Regions from separate parts of the Homo sapiens genome. Here region 2 is linked to region 1. The links are chromatin loops, found by intact Hi-C in ENCODE. Cell type or tissue: psoas muscle. All regions are shown on one strand. Links, peaks and the distances in the headings refer to the core of each region. The heading gives the core; the rest is flanking DNA.

Region 1 (11,824 bases), core at 2,540-10,539:
CTTGTGTAATAATGATAATAGCTGATGTTCATTGAGTTCTTATTCTGTGCCATGCTGTTTGCTAAGTACATTGCATATATCATCTTATTTAATGCCCACATTGCGACTGATTTCTGTAGGTGCCCACTTTACTGATGAGAAAACTGAGGCTCAGGGAGATGAAATGACCTTTTAAAGAGCTAGGATTCTGATCCTTGCCTGTCCAATTTGCAAGTCCATTCTCTTAACTTCTACTGTATACTACTTCTCCAGGTTTAAGACCTGGGGAGCTAGGAAGGAGCAAGAAAGAGTTAGATCATTGTAAAAAGAGAGGCAGAGAAGAAGCCTGTCCTCTCTCCTTTGCATTGTAACTTGTTTGCTCCCTCCTTGTCACTTTCTCCCTCAGATTCCATTTCCTAGAACTTTGGAGTCATCTTAGAATCCCCAGGGGTAATCAGAGAGGCTAATTAAGCTATAGAGGCCCCATTAGCCATAAGACTATTAGTATTCATTAGGTCTGTTGGCAGCAGAAGTTGGACTATGGTCATTGAAAAGTGCCAGATGGGTAGAGTCCTTTCTCTAGGATGTCAGTATCCCAGAACCCTCTTCTGAGTGTTCCCAGAGAGCTGCTGGAATAGGAATGGTGTGCTGCATAAAAGTAGGCAGCAGAGATGTCCCAAGGGAAGAGGCTGCAGAGAAAGTTCTTGCATCATCAGAAAGGAAAAGGGCTAGGCTGTTCTTGAACACCCAAACTGCTTCCCTTACCCAACAAGCCCTAAATGAGTGGGTGGAGATCAGGGTGTTTGATGGGGTAGTCAATAAGTGCTTTTCAGCATCATTCATTTATTTAACAAATATTTATTTAGCACCTACTCTATGTACTACAAATTATCTCCTTTCCTCTGACTGTCAGGTGGACACTCTGGCATCCTATTCCCATGTAACCATATTTGGATTAATAGCCCCAAATTATGAATCCCCAGCTTTACACAATCATGTGTACAACCAATATTCAGCACCCACTACATACTGGGAAGGGTATCCCAGGCAGACAGAACAGTAAGACTCATTGCTTTGAGCAGGGGAGAGCTTGGCATGCCTGAGGAACAGAAAGGAGCACAGTGAGACCAGATGGCGGGGTGTGAGGAGAGAGTGGAACAAGAGGAGGGCAGAGGGACAAACAGAGGCACTACCACATGGCCTTGGGCTGGAGCCTTGGATTTTCCATCTATCAACTGCCTTAGGAAATCCAAGCTTCTCTGAGCTCCAGTTTCTTCATCTGTAGAATGGTTATGCCAATAATTTCCTATGTCTGATGATTTGATTCTAATTGTTAGTACAATAATAACTAGCATTTCTTGTAGGCCTCCTAAATGTCAGGCATTGTATGAGTGACTTTTCATATATTGTTTTACGTAAGCCACACAACTGTGAAAAATGGTTCTCATTCTCCCCATTTTGCAGATATAACTTCCCCAAGTCACACAGTGGTATCAGAGCTAAGAATGGGACCCAGATATGACTGATCTAGTTCTGTTCCAAAACCGTGCTGTATTATATTAACGTAAGATATGTTATTATCATTACTGAATCAAGGAAAGTCGCCCACTGCACCTTGGTCCCTGGATCCAGTAGCCAAAACCTGGGGCTCCCTAAGCACTGCTGACCTAGCGGAGTGGAAGGAAGTTCCCAGGAGCCGAGACACTAGCACTCGGCTCCATCGTCCCAGGACTGGGAAACACTAGATCTGTTGGCAGCAGAAGTTGGATTATAGTCATTGAAAAGTGCCAGATGGGTAGAGTCCTTTCTCTAGGATGTCAGTATCCCAGAACCCTCTTCTGAGGAAGAGACTCTGTGGGTACCCAGAGTCTCTTCCCCTGCCTCTTCCCTACCCCGCGCCTAGTTCCCCACCCTTCCCTAGTGGAGCTCCGCGGAACGCAGTCCAGGCGGGGCCGGGGCTAGGGACCTTGCCAGAGCTGGTTCTGTGTCGCGCGTCAGAAGCGCTAGAGGTCGTTGCGTGGCGTGGGTGGCTCGGGGAGTGGGTGGCTGAGCGGAGCTGGGGTCCCTGGCCAGAGGCGGAACAAAATGGGGTCATGGCCAGGAAGACGCGCTAACGCAGTAAGAGTCACTCAGAGGGCCGGAACTGCCGGAACTGCCGAAGACCCGAGATGGGAGAGAGCTCAGGATGGGGAGAGTCTGCAGAGATTGACGATGGTGGAAGAAAGCGCAGAAACAGACAAGGGACACACCCACAGAAACATATATAGACTGAGAAAGCCGGGTGCGGGTGGGAAGGTGAGGGTGGTCAGATGAATCAAGATAGGTTGGGGGAGAGGGAGAAGGATCCAGAAATGGAGAGACAGAGATGAGTCAGAGAAACAGAGACAGAGGACAGACACTGTCAGGGAAGGTAGAGGCATAGGGAAGAGGGACACAGGGAAAGGAAGATGTTTAGGGAGGGACTAGGAGAGAAGGAAAGAACAAAAAATAATAGTGGGAGTAGAGACAGAATGGAACAGACAGAAGAAAAGACACCCAGACAGCTGGCTCTTCCCACTGTACGCTCTGTCACCTTTCCCCAGGCCTACCCTCTGAAGAGGTCCAAGCAACGGAAGTACTACTACGAAGCTGCCTTTCTGGCCATCCTTGAGAAAAATAGACAGATGGCCAAGGAGAGGGGCCTAATAAGCCCCAGTGATTTTGCCCAGCTGCAAAAATACATGGAATGTGAGTCTTCCTGTCAGGCCTTCAGTTCTGGAGACCCTGCCCCAGAGAATCCCTCCTCCTCCTCATTACACCCCCTGCCCCCCAGCTTCCTCAGTGGCTTTGAGCAGTGTGCTGCTCAGATGTGCCCATGACTGGAAATGGGAGGAGTGGGAGATGGGGAGATGTCAGAAAAAGATCCGGATCTACCACAGTCTAACTGGGCTGCATTGTGCAAGGTCTCGGCTCTCTACCCACCTTCGCTATACCTGGACTGCTTGCTCCAGCTCTCAGAGAAGAGGAGTAAAGAGTGGTACTGTTTTGGAGGATCTGAAATATTTTTCCCTCTGTATTTCTGTGTTTCTTCTTGGAATTTCTTCATCTCATTTGAATCTTTTTTCCTGCTGGATTTCTCTGGCAAGAGAACTCAGCTGGACTAATAATGCTGTTCTCTTACTCTCTCTACACCCTAGACTCCACCAAAAAGGTCAGTGATGTCCTAAAGCTCTTCGAGGATGGCGAGATGGCTAAATATGTCCAAGGAGATGTGAGTGGCAGCTGGGAAATCTTCTTCTTGATCAACTCTTCCCATCTTTGTTTTTGATCCCCAACTTCCAGGAATTATTCTGGGCCTGCCCCTCACTATCCCCTCTAGAGATACCCTAGTGTCCATTGTCACTCTGACTATTGCTTTAGGATAAAACAAGGGATTCTATTAACTCAGGACTTAATCAAAGAAACCATACTCCTGCCTCAGATGCTTCTCAGCTCTGCATTTATTATCCCTGTCCCCGCTACTCCCAATTCTTCAGCCCCAGCTCTGACCTTGCAGACTCCCCAGGATAATGCTCACTCTCATTATAGGCCATTGGGTACGAGGGATTCCAGCAATTCCTGAAAATCTATCTCGAAGTGGATAATGTTCCCAGACACCTAAGCCTGGCACTGTTTCAATCCTTTGAGACTGGTCACTGCTTAAATGAGACAAATGTGACAAAAGGTATGGTCAAGCAGGTAGGACTGGGCTAAGCCTCTGGCAGAAAAATCAAACTAGTATGGATTTGGGGTTGAGAATTAACTTGAGTCACACGTTGTGCAGGTTGGGGGAAATTGGTGGAGAATAGTCAGGCTGGTCTAGGAGCTAAAGGGAGGAAAGGTAAAGGGGAAAGGTAAGTCGAGGGCAGTGGCTCACACCTGTAGTCCCAGCACTTTGGGAAGCTGAGGTGGGAGGATTGCTTGAGGCCAGGAGTTCAAGGTGCAGTGAGCAGTAATCATGCCACTGCACTCCAGCCTCAGTGACAGAGCAAGACCCTGTCTCTCAAAAAAATCAGTAAATCTTTTTTTTAAAAAAAGGGAGAGGTGGGACAAACAAAGGATAAAACATGAGCCAAAGTGGAGGGAGCCCTGACTTCTGATCTGCTTTTTTGTAACCAGATGTGGTGTGTCTCAATGATGTTTCCTGCTACTTTTCCCTTCTGGAGGGTGGTCGGCCAGAAGACAAGTTAGAATGTGAGTTGCCCTTCTGAAGTGAGGTGGCAGGGCAGTGAAGGGAGAGAGAGGTGTTTCCCATCCTCCTTTCCCTTATTCCTTCAGGATTCCTAAAGGCTGACAGGTCTAGACAAAGGTGGGGCCAGAGAATGAGCCCATTTCCTGTGTTCTCCCAGACTATTTATACCTAATACCCTTCACCATAGTCACCCCAGTACCCATGTCTTGTGCATTCCCATGTAGGCGGCCTAGGATGTCCTTGGGATATGGATTATGTATTGTCTCCCCTGACACATTCACTGAGGGTAGAGTCCATGCCTGTTTTCCTTTCCTTTTTGTCTCTCTCTCAGTCCCATCCCAGGCTCTAGGCTTCTCACCCAAAAGCTCTCTCCCTGTCTCTTTGTTTCCCCCATATTCTGGTATGAATTCTTTGGGTATCTCTCACAAACTGACCCTGGCCCCCCTAAAACACCCCACAGTCACCTTCAAGCTGTACGACACGGACAGAAATGGGATCCTGGACAGCTCAGTGAGTTGGGGACCCTGTATGCTGGGCAAGGGAATATGTGTTAATTTGTCTGCACCCTCCTGCCCCAACTCTTCCAGGGTCTTAAGAAACAGAAGAGGATGGGGGGAGAGGTTGAGTCCTCTAGGACTAAATTTGAAAGTAAGTCCCAAGCTCTTGACCCCTCAAAGAGAATGCTGGATACATGAATTGGGTCTGCCTTACAAACATACAAACACATTTATTTACTTGGCAGACATACCTGAGAATGAGAGGTGTGAATCTGGGGTGGAACCCAGGAACACTGATTTCTGGAAAAGAGTTTGGATGGTGGTAGTAAAGGGGATATGGCTGTGGCTCTTGCCCTTTTTGCTCCAGGAAGTGGACAAAATTATCCTACAGATGATGCGAGTGGCTGAATACCTGGATTGGGATGTGTCTGAGCTGAGGCCGGTAAGGCAGCTCTTCCTTCATGTCCCTTCTTGTACCTTCTTCCCTGGTGAGTCCTGCATCTGCCTTACTTCATCTCTGACAGGCAACCTGGTTCCCTTGGCTAGGATGGCTGGGCTGGATATCCTAAGAGGCAGTGGAGAGGTGTTGGGTCTGAAGACCCACTCATACTGAAAGTCCCTTTCCACTCTGTGCTCAGATTCTTCAGGAGATGATGAAAGAGATTGACTATGATGGCAGTGGCTCTGTCTCTCAAGCTGAGTGGGTCCGGGCTGGGGCCACCACCGTGCCACTGCTAGTGCTGCTGGGTCTGGAGATGGTGAGTAGGAGAGACTTTGGGGGATGAGTAAGACAGCCTTGGGTTATGCTTGCCCGGATTGGCCCTGTAAGGGCTTTGACACTCCCTAGCATCTACTGTGCCTTCCTAGACTCTGAAGGACGACGGACAGCACATGTGGAGGCCCAAGAGGTTCCCCAGACCAGTCTACTGCAATCTGTGCGAGTCAAGCATTGGTCTTGGCAAACAGGGACTGAGCTGTAACCGTGAGTAATGGGAGCTGGGAGGTAGGGGAAGAGGGTCAGCCCAGCTATCTGTGGGAGCTTGATGCTGTAAACTTAGAAAAGACCTAGGTTTGAATCCTGGGCTCTGCCACTGACTAGTTATGTGACCTTGGGAAAGCCACATCACTTCTTTAAGCCTTAGTTTCCTCAACTGAAAATGAGGTAATTGTGAGCATTAAAAAAGTTGGTGCAAGAAAAGTGCTTCAGATGGTGCATGCACATACTATAAAATGCAATAAAAAATATCTATTATGATTACTGTTGCTGTTAGACCTGGGCCTCCCAAGCATTATCCAGCTCAGTTCCTGCCTGGCACATGGATGGTGTGGGGCAGGCATGCAGTAGCAGCTGATCTTTTAGGAGGAAGAGTAAGGAAAAGGCGTGGGTTTTGGAGGTGGGCACTTCACCCCGAACTTTTATTCTGCTACACCCTCAAGCAAGGGATCACATATCTGATCCTGCCTCACCCTCAGGTAAGAAGGAAATAGGGGGAGAGGCTCAGCTAAGCCTCCCAACTTCTTCCTTCTCCCTCAGTCTGTAAGTACACTGTTCACGACCAGTGTGCCATGAAAGCCCTGCCTTGTGAAGTCAGCACCTATGCCAAGTCTCGGAAGGACATTGGTGTGAGTGATCTCATGCCTCCACCCCCAACATCACCTACATCCTGGCCCTGGCCCTGGCCCTTGGCCCATTGCTGCCCTCAGCCCCTCCCTCCCCTAGGTCCTGCTCAGACCCTGCCAGACAAGGAACTGCCTTTCTCCCCAAGGTCCAATCACATGTGTGGGTGCGAGGAGGCTGTGAGTCCGGGCGCTGCGACCGCTGTCAGAAAAAGATCCGGATCTACCACAGTCTGACCGGGCTGCATTGTGTATGGTGCCACCTAGAGGTCAGTTTGGGAGCCATCCCTTCTGGGTGCGTCTTACCCCGCAGAGCTGCCTTCTCCACGGGCCTCCGGCCACACCTCCTTTACAGGCACAGTTGCCCCTGCTCCCAAGGGCTCTTTCCAGCCCAGACTGCCAGGTTGAGAGGAGACAGGGTTACCTTCGTGATCTCTCTGTGCCCACCTCGTCTTTCAGATCCACGATGACTGCCTGCAAGCGGTGGGCCATGAGTGTGACTGTGGGCTGCTCCGGGATCACATCCTGCCTCCATCTTCCATCTATCCCAGTGTCCTGGTGAGACCCTCGGCAGCAGCGGGGAGGGGACAGGAGTGCCTCCCCGATTTCCCACACGCACAGAGTGGCATTTAGAATAGAGAGCTCATACTTTTAGGATTCAAGTCAGACCCCTCTATTTAGGGATTCATGCACAATACAGCTTTTCTTCCCTCTACTTTCTTCCCCTCCCAGGCCTCTGGACCGGATCGTAAAAATAGCAAAACAAGCCAGAAGACCATGGATGATTTAAATTTGAGCACCTCTGAGGCTCTGCGGGTACAGGGCTGAGAGTCTTGGGCTTCATGATGGGGGCAGGTTTTTCACTGGAGCCCTCATGGGTGGGAATGAAGTGGGAGAGCCTGGTGGGGAGCGGTTGATGCTCACTCTCCAGAAACTCCACCATGGTAGGGGAGGGAAGGGGAGGGAAACAGGAGGGAGGGGGGAAATATCTTGGTGGAATGCTAGCCCTCTGCCCCTGTCTCCTGGGCCCACCTTAACTCTGACAAAATCCTGCTTTCTTTGTCCTTATTTTCTTCCCCCAATGCAGATTGACCCTGTTCCTAACACCCACCCACTTCTCGTCTTTGTCAATCCTAAGAGTGGCGGGAAGCAGGGGCAAAGGTGAGGAGAAATATATTGGGTCTTCTAAGATGAGAGGCAGGGCCTGCCTGCAACACTTAGAAGGTGGAAGGGGATGTGTGTGTCTGGAGGGGCATACCTTGAGGAACACACAAAGAGGGTGAGGTTCAGAAGATCACCCCCAACCCCCGCGCCTGCCATGAACTTTTCTTTTTCCCACACACAGGGTGCTCTGGAAGTTCCAGTATATATTAAACCCTCGACAGGTGTTCAACCTCCTAAAGGATGGTCCTGAGATAGGGTGAGCACAGGTTAGGGACTGTATCACAGTGTTTTCGTGGGTCTGTGTATCTGTATATGTTAGGAGAGTGCAGGAAAGAGTGCAGATTGGGAGAGGAGGGCTAGAGATCCCCAAGAGGCCAGAATTCAGAATATTTCCTTCCCTAGGGTCACTGGGTATCCCATCCTCCGAGCTCTCTGGCCCATCTTTGTCCTGCTCTCAAAGAATGAAGATCCAATTTTTCCCTAACCACTGAGGAGTGGCTATAACTTTCCCCATTGTTCTTTTCTGTGACCTTCATAGAAACTCAAGTCTTTTGACAAAAAGGAGGAGGGTCCTACGGAATGAGAGACAAGAAGCAATCTGCCTGCTCAGGACTTGGGTAGCCTCAGTCCTGTTATCCTTCTTCATATTCTCTCTCCCCTTTGTCTCAGGCTCCGATTATTCAAGGATGTTCCTGATAGCCGGATTTTGGTGTGTGGTGGAGACGGCACAGTAGGCTGGATTCTAGAGACCATTGGTCAGTGCAGGGAGGGGCGTGGGGAAGGTATTGGGGTCGTAGTCTTGCAGAGCTAACTCACTCCATCCTTCTCTTCACCTGCCTCCGCAGACAAAGCTAACTTGCCAGTTTTGCCTCCTGTTGCTGTGTTGCCCCTGGGTACTGGAAATGATCTGGCTCGATGCCTAAGATGGGGAGGAGGTAAGTGGTTAGAAATTGTTTTGCTGTAGGCTGAGAGGAGTTGTGTAGGAAGGGAAAGGCACTTAGAGAAGAAACTAGGCATCTGGTATGGAAAGGATTGGGGAAGAAGAGGGGCACAGACAGGTGGATACAAAAGTGGAATGTCCAAAAAGAAGAGAGCTTTGGAAGAAGCAGGGACCACAATCTGAACCTAGAAGGGTCAAGGGTGATAGTCCCCTTTCCTGTAAATATTTTTATGTTTCTCCCAACCAACTCTTATGGCTCAGAGAATCAAGGAATATGGGGGTGGGGAACAATGTGTGAATAAGGAAGGTTGTATAAGAGCTAAGCCAGATGCTGAATGATGGAGCTAGCAGGTCATGACTCATTCACTCATTCAAACAATTAACCAGGTAGTCATTAATTAATTCACTATGATTTCTTTCAGAGTATTGCAATAGTCTCCTAACTGCTCTCCCATTTCTAATCTCTTATGCCTTTCAAACAGAAGGAGTTTGAGGGATGGTATTGGTAGATAAAGAGGTCAGTGTAGGGCAGATTGTGTTTGAGGAATCTTGGAGTTGAGGTTATTGGGTTCAGGGTCCAGCTCTAAGATCTTGCTGGAGATCTTAGGGAATAGAGATCTGCTAAGGGCAGCGGAAGGCATTCTAGGTGGAGGAAGTAGTGTAAGGCCAGAGGAGCCACCAAACAACATGGTGGTGCATTGGGGGAACTGTAAGTCATTCATCATGATTGGGACATAGGGTGAAAGGTGGAAAATGTGGAGAGGGAAGACTAGTTGAGCAGAGTCCAGATGATGGAGGGTTATGAATACTGTGCCAGGGAGTTTTTAATTTTATCCTGTCAGAGATTGCAAGCTGACAGCCCACAGTAATGATTTTGTGTTGTTTTGTATTAGTTGCCTTGCAGTGTTTTCAATTTCTTTGTACTTGATTATTTCTAAGTGGGACATGTATTCTTCAGTTTATCACAATCCCCTTGGCTCCCTGCTAGTCACTTATTCACTTTCCCTTTCTTTTTTTTTTTTCTTGAGATGGAATCTCGCTCTGTTGCCCATGCTGGAGTGCAGTGGTGCCATCTCAGCTCACTGCAACCTCTGCCTCCCAGGTTCAAGTGATTCTCCTGTCTCAGCCTCCTGAATAGCTGGAAATACAGGTGTGTGCCATCACGCCCTGCTAATTTTTGTATTTTTAGTAGAGACGAGGTTTCACCATGTTAGCCAGGATGGTCTTGAACTCCTGACCTCAAGTGATCTGCCCACCTAGGCTTCCCAAAATGTTGGGATTACAGGTGTAAGCCACCATGCCCAACCCACTTTACCATTCAAGCCACTCAGGTATTTGAGTGTGCAATCCCTGAACTATGAGCAAACTCTTTTTTTTTCTTTTCTCTTTTTTTTTTAACTCAATCAAACAAGCAGCAGTGAGGGGGAACTCGATGTAAGTAAAAGATGTAACTAAAAGAACAAATAGGAAGAAATATCTCTGAGTGCTCATTATAACTTGTTTTATATATAGACATATAACCAATTCTTTGACCAGTTTTCAGATCCTCAACATCTGACTTCTTCATTTATAATATTAGATATTTTGAAATTACATATTTTATGTCTTCCCTGTATTCTGCAAACAAAAATCAAGTTAGCATAAACAAGCAAACAAGTTAGCAGAAAACATTGCAGTTTTCTGCTAACTCAACCTGAATCATGACAATAAGGATATAAATGTAGCACTAATGAAAATGTATGTTGGGCTGGGCACGGTGGCTGATTCCTGTAATCCCAACACTTTGGGAGGCCAAGGTCAGAAGATCGCTTTAAGCCAGGAGCTGGAGACCAGCCTGGACAACAAAGTGAGACCAAGTCTCTACAAAATATTTTTTAAAAAATTAGCTGGGCATGGTGGCACGCACCTGTAGTCCCAACAACTCAGGAGGTGGAGGCTGGAGGATTCCTTGAGCCCAGGAGTTTCAGGCTGCAATGAGCTATGATTGGGCCACTGCACTCAATCCTGGCTGACACAGTGAGATCTCATCTCTAAAAATAAATAAACACACAAATAAATAGCCAGGCATGGTGGCACATGCCTATAGTCCCAGCTGAGGCTGAGGCGGGAGGATTGCTTCAGCTGAAAAGATCGAGGCTGTAGTGAGCCATGATTGCACCACTGCACTCCAGCCTGGGCAACAGTGTGAGACTTTAAATTAAAAAATAAAAAGGAAAACATGTTGACACTGAAAAAATCATAAGGTTCGAAGAGGGGGGATTGAAGGGATTATCACTATGGGAGCTCTGTGGAAGATGGATTGTAGGAAGGAGACAGAATAGGAAATTACCTGTTTGCAGTAGTCCAGACAAGAGATGATGAATACAGAAGCCAAGGCAGCAGCAGTGGAGTTAATGAGGTAGAAGCCACAGCTCTGGATAACTGATAGGTTGTGGAGAAGGAGGTAGAGAAAAGTCTAGGACATTTCCTAGGTTTGTGGATTCAGCAGATGGAGGTGGCATTTATTTATTCATTTATTCATTTATTTATTTTTATTTATTTATCTTTTTGAGACAGAGTCTCATTCTGTTGCCTAGACTGGAGTGCAGTGGCACAATCTCAGCTCACTGCAACTTCTACCTCGCAGGTTCCGGCGATTCTCCTGCCTTACCCTCCCGAGTAGCTGGGATTGCAGGTGTCCACCACCACATCCAGCTAATTTTTGTATTTTAAGTGGAGACGAGATTTCACCATGCTGGCCAGGCTGGTCTCGAGCTCCTGACCTCAGGTGATCCGCCCACCTCTGCCTCCCAAAGTGCTGGGATTATATGCGTGAGCCACCGTGCCCAACCTTGGGGTGGCATTTATTAAGACAGGGAATATAGGAGGAAGACCAGTTTAAGGAAGAAAAATTCAGTTTGGGGCAGGTGGAGATGTTGTGGTGGGTGGTTAGAAATACATGTCAGGAATTTAGGAGAGAAGTCAAATATTTTAGGAGATACATGTTTGAGAGTCATCTGCTCCTAGGTGGTAATTGACATTCTGAAAGTAGCTGAGATTACCCAGAGAAAGAGGTAAGAGAAGGTGAACAAAGACAGCAAGATCCTGGTAAACACCCTATTTAACAGTTGAGCAGAGGAAGAGGAGTTATTAAAGGGTCTGCATTAGCGTCCCATTGCTGCTGTCGCCAATTACCACAAACAGTGGCTTAAAGCAACACAAATTTATTGTCTTACAGTTCTGGATGAGAGAAGTCCAAAATGGGTCTCACTAGGCTAAAATCAAGGTGTTGGCAGGGCTGAGTTCTTTTCTAGAGGCTCTAGGGAATAATCCTTTGCTTTTTCTAGTTTCTACAGGCTGTCTGCATTCTTTGGCTCAAGGTCCCCCTTCCAACCAGTGGTCTTATCACTCCAACCCCTGCTTCCACAGTCACATCTC
Region 2 (11,824 bases), core at 2,028-10,027, 280 kb before region 1:
AAATATAAAAAAGTGTAGGTAGCTTGCCCTCAAGGAGGGAAGACATAACCCCCTACTCCTTAAGTGTGGGCTACAGATAGTGACTTTCTAGACAGGAAAGGAAAAGAACAACTTTACCATACAGCAACCTGACAAACACACCACCTCAGGCAGGTGACTGTGGTCAACATTGACAGTGACAGCCCTTTATAAAACCACCAGATCTTGTGAGAACTTACTATCATGAGAATAGCATGGGGGAACCGCCCCCATGATTCAATTACCTCCCACGGGGTCCCTCCCACCACACGTGGTGATTATGGGAACTACAATTCAAGATAAGATTTGGGTGGGGACACAGCCAAACCATATCATTCCACCCCAGCCCCTCCCAAATCTCATGTACTCACATTTCCTCTATGGCCTTCCTCCCAAAATCCATAACCCCAGACTAATCATGATAAAAACATCAGATAAAGTGGAATAACAGGGCCAGGTGCGGTGGCTCACGCCTGTAATCCCAGCACTTTGGGAGGCCAAGGTGGGTGGATCACGAGGTCAGGAGATCAAGACCATCCTGGCTAACATGGTGAAACCCCATCTCTACTAAAAATACAAAAAAATTAGCCGGGCGTGGTGGCGGGCCCCTGTAGTCCCAGCTACTCAGGAGGCTGAGGCAGGAGAATGGCGTGAACCCGGGAGGCAGAGTTTTCAGTGAGCCAAGATTGCGCCACTGCACTCCAGCCTGGGTGACAGAGTGAGACTCCATCTCAAAAAAAAAAGAAAACAAAATTTCAATAACAGTGCACCCTAAAAACACCTAACTACTCTACTCCTTGAAATTGTCAAGATCATCAAAAACAGGAAAGTCTGAGAAATTAGGAAGACATGACAACTGGATGTAATATGTTATCCTGGATGGAATCCTGAAACAAAAAAAAAAGACATTAAATGAAAACGAAGAAAATCTGACTAAAGTACAGACTTGAATTAATAATAATGTATCAATATTGGTTCATTAATTGTGACAAATGTACCTACTAATTTAAGACAATAATAAAGGAAACTGGGTGTGGAGTATATGGGAATCACATGTACTATCTTAGCAATTTTTCTATAAATTCACAACTATTCTAAAACGAAATGTTATTCTTTAAACGTTTTTTGACATAGAAGTTTATAATGTATTGCTAAATGATAAAAAAGATTAAAAATATTAAATTTTCAATAAAATATGTATTCAGATCAATACATGACAGATAGATATATATACATCTGGATAAAATATGTATCTAGATGTATAAAATATATGTATTCAGATCAATAGATAATAGATAAATAGACACATACATACCAAAGTATTAACAATGATAAGCTCTAAGTGGAATGGATTTGGGTGTTCATTATGTTGTTTTGGTTTTATATTTTTATATTTGAGATCCACTAATCATACAATAGGAAAAAATAGTGTATAAAACATTTAAACAAAATGATAGAATGTTTTATTTTGATTTTTTTAAGAAAGGATATATACATATATATATATTTGTTTGTTTTGTTTTGTTTTTTTAAGTGGGCTCTGGGAACAGGGTTAGTCCATTAGGGCCTTCAGTGTCCTGGTGGTGATTTTGTCCTTCTCAGTGATGTGGACAATGACTCCCATGCCTGACACGGCATCCCGGTCCACAGCATTCAGCATGGCTTGGAAGATGGTTTCAAACAGCTGTTCTGGATCCATGTTGCACTCCCAGAGGGACTCGCACATTTCATATATTTGTTCTGCACAGGTGCCACTGACCATAAAGTCTTCAGTCACCATGGGTCAGCCAATGAGCTCTAGAGAGCAAATAAAGGGCTTAAAGGTCTTCAGGTCCAACCCAGCAATGACTGGCTCAGTATAGTAGGGGCCAAACGTTTCTCAGACAAGAGGCCTTGGCCACCATGCTCATAGGGTATAAGATTTGACTGCCGACCTTCCTTCAACTCACACAGGTTCAGCCGGAACTTGAGGCACTGGACAACTGTCTCGATGTCAGTGACGAGCCGGGCCAGATGGATATACAGCCGGTCACCCATGGGAAAGATCTGGAAGTCCGTGGTAACCATTTGGGCCTGGATCCCGAAGCGCCTGTCTGCAGCTATAGCCAAACAGCTCTTCTCCTTCATGGCCATGACGGCCCCTCGGTTATGGGACATAATAAACATAATTGTGGTATACTAGCAACCCTCCATCACCAGCGCAATTCCGGTAAACTGGGTCTAGCCTTCCCTTATTTTGACATTTTTAACGCCTATTTTTAACCAATTGTGCCTACTTTACGCCTTTAGAAATGTTTTATCAATAGTTTTATTTTGTAGTCCGCGTGTGGTGGCTCACGCCTGTAATCCCAGCACTTTGAGAGGCCTAGGTGGGAGGACGGCTTGAGCCCAGGAGTTCAAAACCAGCCTGAGCGCCGGGCGCGGTGGCTCACGCCTGTAATCCCAGCGCTTTGGGAGGCTAAGGCAGGCGGATCACGAGGTCAGGAGATTGAGACCATCCTGGCTAACACGGTGAAACCCCGTCTCTACTAAATATACGAAAAAAAAAATTCGCCGGGCGTGGTGGCGGGCTCCTGTAGTCCTAGCTCCTCGGGAGGCTGAGGCAGGAGAATGGTGTGAACCTGGGAGGTGAAGCTTGCAGTGAGCCGAGATCGCGCCACTGCACTCCAGCCTGGGCGACAGAGCGAGACTCCGTCTCGGAAAAAAAAAAAAAAAAAAAAAAAAAAAACAGCTGAGCAACATAGGGAACCCCGCCCCCCACCCGCCGCCGTCTCTACAAAAAAATACAAAAATTAGCTGGGTCGAGTGGCGGCACCTATGGTCCCAGCTACTCGGGAGGCTGAGATGAGAGAATCGCTTGAACCCAGGAGGTGGACGTTGCAGTGAGCTGAGATCGCGCCACTGCACTCCAGCCCATGCGACAGAGCCAGACACTGCCTCAAAAAAAAAAAAAGGAACTTGATCAATAGTGAATATTTCCCAATTGTCAATGCCCTTTTTTTTTTTTTTTTTTTTTGAGACAAAATCTCACTCTGTCTCCAGGCTGGAGTGCAGTGGCGTGATCTCCACTCACTGCAGCCTCCGCCTCCCGGATTCAAGCAATTCTCCTATTCTCCTGCCTCAGCCTCCTGAGTAGCTGGGACTACAGGTGCGCGTCACCACGCCCAGCTAATTTTTGTTATTTTAGTAGGGACAGGGTTTCACCATGTTGGCCAGGATGGTCTCAGACTCCTGACCTCGTGATCCGCCCGCCTTGGCCTGCCAAAGTGCTGGGATTACAGGCGTGAGCCGCCGCGCCCGGCCGTTAGTGCACATTTTTTAAATGCATGCGTGGTAGAAAGGCTACAAGCAGAACACAGAGTGCTAAGTACTTACATTGTTTCCAGCTTTCTGATGTTCAAAATTTCTGAAATTTCTGGTTAAGGTGAGTCAAAAATAAAAATAAGAAGGAGTAGAGTCTGAAAAATGGACCAAAAATTGAAGTTTTGTTTGCTTTTCCCAAAAATCTGCTGTTCTGGAGCCGGTTCAAATGGGGTCATATCGCCCCCGTGTGGTAAATCTCTGAACAGCCATGTTCAACAAGGCGTCCCCCGTCCCTGAGCTGCCTGGGAGACGGTAAAGGCGGTCTTGAACATCTTCTACTGGTCCAAACCCTTCATTCTGCACAGGAGGACGATGAAGTCGAGAAGAACTCATTTAGTTTACCCAAGATCAATTAGTGAATTAATGACTGAGCTAAGACCAGTAATAATATATATCATGTATGGGACACGGCACTGTTACATAAATCACCACCTGATACAAAGTTTAAATAATCCCACTCTGCTGATGAGGAAACTGGGGTGAGAGAAATGAAGTTCCTTGTTCGAGGTCACACAGCCCTACAGCAACAGAGCCAGACCCAAACTTAGTCTATCTGCCCCCTAAGCCAGTGGAACTAGACACTATAAACCCAGCCTCCAAACACAATGCCCACCCCACCTGTCTCTGTAACGTGTCTGCATCTGGGTCACAGAAAGAAGATGCCTTGGAGACACCTGCTCTTATTCCATCATGTGGCAGAAGAGGAAACAAAGGCAGAGAAGAATATGGTTTATCCACAGTCACTAAGGGTCAGAGCTGGGGCTTGATCCCATGACTCCAGGATGCTGGTGTAATGCTGTCTCTAGGACTGTTCCACCAGCCCATCTACTGCAAGTCTATGTGTGGATGTGTGCCTTGTGTTGAATGTGTCAAGGTCCGTGTGAGTGTGTGTGTGTGTGTGTGCATGCGCAGGACAATCCTACCCACAGAAAGAGTAGCCGGGAAAGCCCAGAGTAATCCCCACCAGTAAAGGTAGCTTTTCCAATCAGCACCTGTTCCACAGCAGAGCCATGAAGTCAGAGACAGGGATCAAAGTTTAGGGGAAGGAAGGGGCCATTGGTGATGTAAGGTACCACAACTGGGCCCCTGAGAGACTGAGGGTGCTTCCATGGGTGCAAGATCCCAGAGACTTACTTCACTGAAGTCCAGAGTGCAAAGCTCAGAGGGTCAAATAGGCCACCATGGGATCAGACATTGTACGAATAGGAAGAGTTTAAGCCACAAGCCTGCCTTCCCCAAGACAGAAGCCTCTTCCATGCTCCTGCCTCAGCAGCAGAACTCAGTGTCTCTACAGGGATCCTGGGGGAGGAACAGGCACATTGAGATAGGGGACAAAGATGGTGCAAGAAGTGGCCCTGGCAGGAGAGTGTCAAGCATGGCCAGAGATAGGGGCAGAATTTCCCTGATGCTCCCATGGCAGGGGCTCCCTAAGTGCCAATGAGCTCAAGCCACAGTACCTAAGGGCAAGGTGTGAGGCAGCACAGGACAGAGGCCACAGGTCCTGTGCAAATGTATACCCGTGCACAAGACAGTCCACTCTCACTCCAGATGGGACATCCTCCAAATGGAGAAGGAAGGAATGAAGGAAGTCAAGGTGAGGGAAAATGAACTGAAGAATAACATGAACATAAGAGAAAGGAGACCATGACCACAGAGGTCTACAAAGAAAAAACAACAAGAAAGGGGATCAGTGGCTGTTGGCCAACCCACAAAGTTAGAAGGTGAAACTGGCCTCAAGTTGTAGCTGAAGACATTGCAATTAGACCCAAGAAATTAGAATTGCAGTGGTCTCTTCCCTAGAGATCATGAAAACATATGAGGGAACAGAGCTGCTAGGAGAGGGGGCCCGAAGGTGGGCAGCACTGGGTGGTGTATTCCCACGTAAGTCTAGGGAAGCCATTTACCCTGAACCCTGCAACTTCTTGACTCTCCTGGGCCAAATTCCGGGGTCAGGGAGCGGTTATTTGTTTGGTTTTGGTTTTTTTTCTTGCAGAAAATGTGTGAGCAAAGATCTTACCTGTGCTAAGAGCTCCTGAGAGAGTACTTGAGACAGGGGACTGGGCTCTGTAAACCCCTGAGATCCTTTTCACTCTGAAAGTCTAAGCAATAAACTGTGTACATCCGAATGCAACGTAATGATTAACATGTACTTTCTCCCCACAGATGCTGGGTAAGTTTTAATTAATTCCCTGGGATCAGTCAAGTCTCTCTGTTTCCTTGAGGCCTGCTCCCCAGCTCCACAGCACCCAGTGCCTCTGCCACAGTCATTACCTGCTCCAAATAGGACCATCTCCATGAAGCACAACTGTAATCACAGCCATAATAATTCCACAATTATTTTTGTCCCTCAACATTTAAAAAAAGAAAAGATTTGCAGCCTAGCAATGAATAGAGCACTTGTGCAATTTCATTGCATCATCTCATTTGGCACTCACATCAACCCCAGAGATAAACCTAGCAGGTATTCATTAATACTCTGGTTTAGTGATAGTAAATTAAGGAGCCAGGTGACTCCTTAGTCACCAGGCCAAAGTCACTTGGCCAACAAGAGCAGAACTCAGACTTGAAACCTAGAAGCCTAATCCCCAGCTCCCAGTCCAGGACACTCCCTAATATACCACCCAGTCCTGCCCACCTGAGAGCCCCCTCTCCTACCAGGTCTGTTCCCACATCTGTTACTTATCCTCTGAAAGCCCAGCTTTTTCCACCACTAAAAGCCTGCAGTGTCCTGCACAGCAATCCAAGAACAGCTGATCTCCTCTAGGAACCCCCTACCTCCTCATACCCTGACTCCTCAGCACCTGCCCAGTCTCCTGGAGTGGGAAGTACACCCTATGGGGAGGTCACTGGTCCTTGCCCACAGACCTCACTATGCCTCTGTCATACCACCCACAACTCTTCCCGCCACTCCCGTCTCACAGCTAAGGAGAGACTCGCTGCTTATATTTATTTTTTCAGAGTCCTGTTGCACAGCATAAATAGCTTACCAAGACATGTAAAACACCATGAGATGGCAGGTATTAAAACTAGGAACAAATAAATACAAAGAAAAAAGAGACTTTAAAAAAGAAAGATGGAAATAGGGATCTAAAATCGCACCAGGAATGAACCTTAAAAATGTGAAATACAAGACCTGTACCCTTCCTAAGGGTGAGCCACAAGTCTGACTCAAAACTGTTCAGCAGCCAACCCAAAAAGGAAAGTCTGGTCCGTTCTGAAGTTCACGGTGTCCATGAGATAAAACAGACAGATGACGCAGGGAAGCACAACTATTCTTGGAACTGAGACCAGACAAAAGTTACTCCCAAGGACACTCCTAGAGAGATGACGGTGGTTCACAGCCTTACCGTTGCCCTGACGGTGAGTTTCCCAGGATGGATTCTAAGAGCCGCCCTCGACACAGGGGAGGCCCTGGCACTGAGGGACCTCTGTGGTTGTGGGAGAGAGAGGATGCACCATGACCCTGCTCTTTCCCGATGAGTTTGTTGTAAGGCAGGACTGTTCAACCTTGGTACTAGTGACATTAAGGCCAGATAATTCTTTGTTGTGGGGGCTGTTCTGTGCATTGTAGGATGTTTAGCAGCATTCCTGGCCTCTGCCCACTAGATGCCAGTAGCACCCTTCCCTCCAATTGTGATACCACAATGTCCCCAGATATGGCCAAATGTCCCCTGAGGGACAAAATTGCCCCCAGTTGAGAACCAATGATCCAAGAGTAGAAATCATTGTTTCTATTTTCCTTTTAACATAGAAAGGCAAAGAAGGAACATCTAGTTTTGTTTCTATTTTGTTACAGGTTTATTGAGGTACAATTTATATACTATAAAATCCACTCATTTAACATATACAATTTAGTGGTTTTTACTGTAGACACAGGATTATGCAACCATCATCACTGATTTTAGAACACTTGATCAATCCAAAAAGTAACTCTGTACCCCTTAGGAATCACTCCTCATTCTTCCTTCCTCCCAACCCCCAGCAATCACTACCATATGGTCTCTGTATGGATTTGCTTATTCTGGACATTTTGTACAAATAGAATCATGCAATGTGTGATCTTTTGTGACTGACTTTTTCACTCAGCTTGATGTTTTCAAGGTTCATCAATGCTGTAGCATGTTTTAATACTTCAATCCATTTATTGACAAATAATATTCCATTGTATGGCTATATTATTTTATTTATCCATTCTTCATTATATAGACATTTGTGTTGTGTAAACTTTGGGACCATTATGCATAATTCTACTATGAATGCTCATGTACAAGTTTTTGTGCAGACACATGTTTTCAGCTTTCTTGCGTGTATACCTAGGAACTGAATTGTTGGGTCAGATGGTAACTCTAGGTTTAATACTTTGAGGAACTGCTAAACAGTTTTCCAAAATGGCTGCATCACTTTATATTCTCACCAGCAATGAATGAGGGTTTCAATTTCTCCAGATCTTCATCAACACTTGTTATTGTCTTTATTTCAGCCATCCTAGTGGGAATGAATTTGTATCTCCTTGTGGTTTTGATTTCCATTTCCCAACGGCTAACAATGTTGAGCATCTTTCATGTCCTTATTGGCCATTTGTATATCTTCTTCGGAGAGGTGTCCGTTCAAATCCTTCTTTCATTTTTTGATTGGGTTATTCAACTCTTTGTTGTTGAGTTATATGACTGCTTTATGTATTCTGGATACAAGGCTCTTACTAGATATAATTTGCAAATATGTTCTCTGATTCCATGGATTATCTTTTTACTTTGTTGACGGTATCCTTAGAAGCACAAAAGGTTTTTTCGTGGGTTTTGTTTTTTGGTTTTTTTTGAGACAGAGTCTCACTCTGTCCCCAGTCTGCAGTGCAGTGGCCCGATCTTGGCTCACTCCAACCTCTTGGCTGGGTATGGTGGCTCATGCCTATAATCCCAGCACTTTGGGAGGCGGAAGTGGGTGGATCACTTGAGGCCAGGAGTTCAAGACCAGCCTGGCCAACATGGCAAAACCCCATCTCTATAAAAATACAAAAACTAGCAGGGCGTGGTGGTGCACACCTGTAGTCCCGGCTACTTGGGGGGCTGAGGTGAGAGGATCGCTTGAATATAGGAGGTGGAGGTTGCAGTAAGCCAAGATTGCACCACTGCACTCCAGCCTGGGTGATGGAGTGAGGCTGTGTCAAAAAAAGAAAAGAAAAAGAAAGAAAGAAAGAAAGAAAGAAAGAAAGAAAGAAAGAAAGAAAGAAAGAAAGAAAGAAAGAAAGAAAGAAAGAAAGAAAAGAAGAAAGAAAGAAAGAAAGAAAGAAAGAAAGAAAGGAAATCAAAAATAGAAAAACAATAGAGAAAAATCAACAAAATGAAAAGTTAGTTCTTTGAAAACATTAGCAAAGTTGACAAACTCTTAACTAGACTGACAAAGAAAAAAAAGAGAAAGAGTCAAATTACTTAAATCAGGAATGAAAGAGGGGACATCACTACTGATCTTACAGAATAAAGAGGATTATAAGGAAATATTATCTGTCTAGTAAGTCCAACGTCTGAGCTTTCTCAGAGAAACAAGCCTATTGATTGCTTTCTTTTTTATTTTTTTATTTTTTTATTTTTTTTTTTTTTTGAGACAGAGTCCCACTCTGTCTCCCAGGCTGGAGTGCAGTGGCACGATCTTGGCTCACTGTAACCTCTGCCTCCTGGGTTCCAGTGATTCTCTTTCCTCAGCCTCCTGAGTAGCTGGGATTACAGGCACATGCCACCATACTCGGCTGATTTTTTTCTATTTTTAGTAGAGACTGGATTTCACCACGTTGGCCAGGCTGGTCTCAAACTCCTGACCTCAGGTGATCCGCCTGCCTCAGCCTCCCAAAGTGCTGGGATTACAGGTGTGAGCCACCGCGCCTGGCCAACATTTTATTTTTTAATCATACTGTATTATCTTTGACTAAATGCAAAGACCTTTCCAACATGTCATCTAGAGACCATTTTACCCACTGCTCTGTTTGACCATCAATCAGTCTCTTGTCCCTCTCTTTGACAATGGTGAGGTGGATACATTTTCCTTGGGGAAGAGAAATCTATGATTTGTTGCCTTTGCCAATAACAAAAATGTTGGAGAGCTGGGTGGCAAAGCTGTTGCCACTGGCATCTTTCACAGAAACCACAATATTTTAAGTAATACACTGTGGCAGCTTCAGAAATCAGATTCCTACTCCCTCAGGACTTTTTGTTGTTGCTGTTTGTTGTGGCTGCTGCTACTGCTATTGCTGCTCTCGTATGTGTATTTGTTTAGTGACTTTCCTGGACTAAGTCTGTAAATTGTGTATTCTTTGTCAGGTGTGTCTGCTTGGTTAGCTTAGCAGTCAGCTAATGCCGAAACAGAGATTTCCTTAAATGCCTTTGACCATTGAATCTCCCACCCTTTGTTGAGGAGTGTGTGTGTGCATGTGAGTGTGCGTGCGTGTGCATGTGTGTGTGTGATGCCTTCAATACTCCAATTACTCTGACCTAGGCTTCACTTGCTGCTTGCACAGGGCTTTAAGGTGAGCCAGAAGTGAGAGGTGCACAGCCTTGCACATGTGTGTTGCCTTCTAGACCCCCAGGAATAAGTAAGAGCTTTCCAAGCCCCCTATGAACATCCCCAGATTTTCTCTGTAAGATTTTGGCCAGCCTGATTTTGCCCCAGTGTGTATCACTATCTCAGGCAACTGCAATTCTTAAATTGCCACTGATTATTTTACCAATGCTCTGGGGAAAGGGCTTTCCTCAGTGACCAAATAAAGATAAGCCCTATGAATGAGGCTTTTCCAGGGATCTTCTAGACATGTCGAATAGTGACAATTCTCTGGCAACCAGGTCTTTGGGGATCTTGAAACCCACTCTACCACCTCCAATGGCTGCTAGACCTCTGGTTTTCAGTGACTCTGGTTCCAAGGCTGCTGGTTTCAAGGCCACCATAGAGCTGGGAAGAAGGGGTGGAAACAGGACAAGTTAAAACACCACAAACCTCACCGTTCTTACAAGAGCCAGCCACTTTTCTTGAAAAAACTCTTAAGGTTGTTGTAAGCCTTTGGTTAATTTCTAGAGTTCTGAAAAACTTGATATTGACAATTTTTGCCAATGTTCTTGCTGCTCTTACAGAAGAGCAGATTTTCAGAAGTGTTTTTCCACCATTCTAGAAGTACTTTCTCCTGGTATTATGTTTTAACCACACTTCCTCAAGAGTCCCCCAGGGACTCGGGAGAGAGTGAGTCCTGAAGAAACAACCCAACAATCAAATGTAGATTGGTGGAGGCATTATGGAAAACTGTGTGGAGGTTCCTAAAGAATTAAAAATAGAGCTATCTGCAGGGTGCAGTGGCTCATGCCTGTGATCCCTGACTCTTGGGAGGCTGAGGTGGTAGGATTGCTTTAAGGCCTGGAGTTCAAGACCAGCCTAGGCAACCCCATCTCTATTTCTTAATTTAAAAAAAAAAAAATACAACCATCTCCTCTGGGTCTTTGTAGTCAGAAAAAAAAAATTTTTTTCAGGATCTTTAACTTTGTCAGCAGCTACTGAGCTACAGAATACAAACCAACCGAAAACATTAAAGAAAGGCTGCTTGAAACAGATATGTACAGGTATACTACACAGAAGCAAAACCTGTATCATCCAATCCCAAAGCCACCCCTGTGGGGAAGGATGGCCTTAGCTATGGGCCAAAGGAGTATGGAAGTTACAACATAAGAGTCCCGTCCATCCAGGAAAGCAGTGAACAACTACAGCAGCATGGGCACCAAAAGTTTATCTGACATTAGTTTTTTGTTTGTTTGTTTGTTTGTTTTGAGACAGAGTCTCGCTCTGTCGCCCAGGCTGGAGTGCCGTAGTGTGATCTCGGCTCACTGCAAGCTCTGCCTCCCGGGTTCACACCATTCTCCAGCATCAGCCTCCTGAGTAACCTGGGACTACAAGTGCCCGCTACCACGCCCGGCTAATTTTTTGTATTTTTAGTAGAGACGGGGTTTCACCATGTTAGCCAGGATGGTCTCGATCTCCTGATCTTATGATCCGCCCGCCTCAGCCTCCCAAAGTGCTGGGATTACAGGCGTGAGCCACCGCACCCAGCCCTGAGATTAGTTTTAAAGGTTTAAAGGTTCAAATGAAAATAGGTACCCCTCTTCCTGTAGGCTTTCCAGCTCACTACCCAAAAGACTTGAGTACTTGTATTAAGGCAGCTGGAAGCCCACCCTGGACTTGAATGGCAACTTGTCCTTTCTCAGCCGGTAATGCAATCCAACAGAATATGCCACAGGGTAGATAGGAATTTCCACAGTGCTGCCCTCTGGTAAAAGGGAAACACAGCACTCAAAGCCAAAAGGCACAGAGGGCTCCCTGAGAACCCAGTACAATTAAGCGAGGCCTTCAACTATCGAGACAAACTTTGCAACTGGATCCCGGTGGGACAGTGCCCTGCGGCGAGGAGTAGTGTATA

Evidence for each region. Hi-C counts contacts between places; a loop is a spot of excess contacts. Peaks named below come from ENCODE experiments on the same cell type or tissue, not always from the same donor. Only the 100,000 strongest peaks of a DNase experiment are listed, where the experiment ranks them.
Region 2: it touches region 1 in a loop (3.0-fold over the local background); 4 of 110 quality-filtered maps call a loop at or near these places.

The regions. Positions count from the first base shown.
Region 1 is chr12:55,933,862-55,945,685 of GRCh38, forward strand. DGKA (diacylglycerol kinase alpha) reads left to right here. Exons shown (of 24, transcript NM_001345.5): 2 at 2,562-2,706; 3 at 3,156-3,229; 4 at 3,547-3,682; 5 at 4,117-4,191; 6 at 4,650-4,699; 7 at 5,054-5,128; 8 at 5,325-5,444; 9 at 5,554-5,668; 10 at 6,221-6,309; 11 at 6,453-6,572; 12 at 6,763-6,861; 13 at 7,036-7,119; 14 at 7,391-7,464; 15 at 7,649-7,723; 2 more. The coding sequence starts at 2,643. Among named protein-coding and RNA genes, the nearest start is that of DGKA, 8.6 kb to the left of the region's middle. RefSeq lists enhancers at 6,079-6,579, 6,580-7,080, 6,700-6,789. In psoas muscle, for the core only: a CTCF peak has its summit at 6,578 (motif pointing left); a DNase peak (open chromatin) is centred at 6,520; H3K4me3 peaks cover 705 bases.
Region 2 is chr12:55,652,985-55,664,808 of GRCh38, forward strand. It overlaps the pseudogene PSMB3P1. Among named protein-coding and RNA genes, the nearest start is that of OR10P1, 22 kb to the left of the region's middle. RefSeq lists enhancers at 3,340-3,419, 3,509-8,912, 3,540-3,669. In psoas muscle, for the core only: CTCF peaks have their summits at 3,570 (motif pointing left) and 7,002 (motif pointing right); a DNase peak (open chromatin) is centred at 6,764; H3K27ac peaks cover 2,015 bases.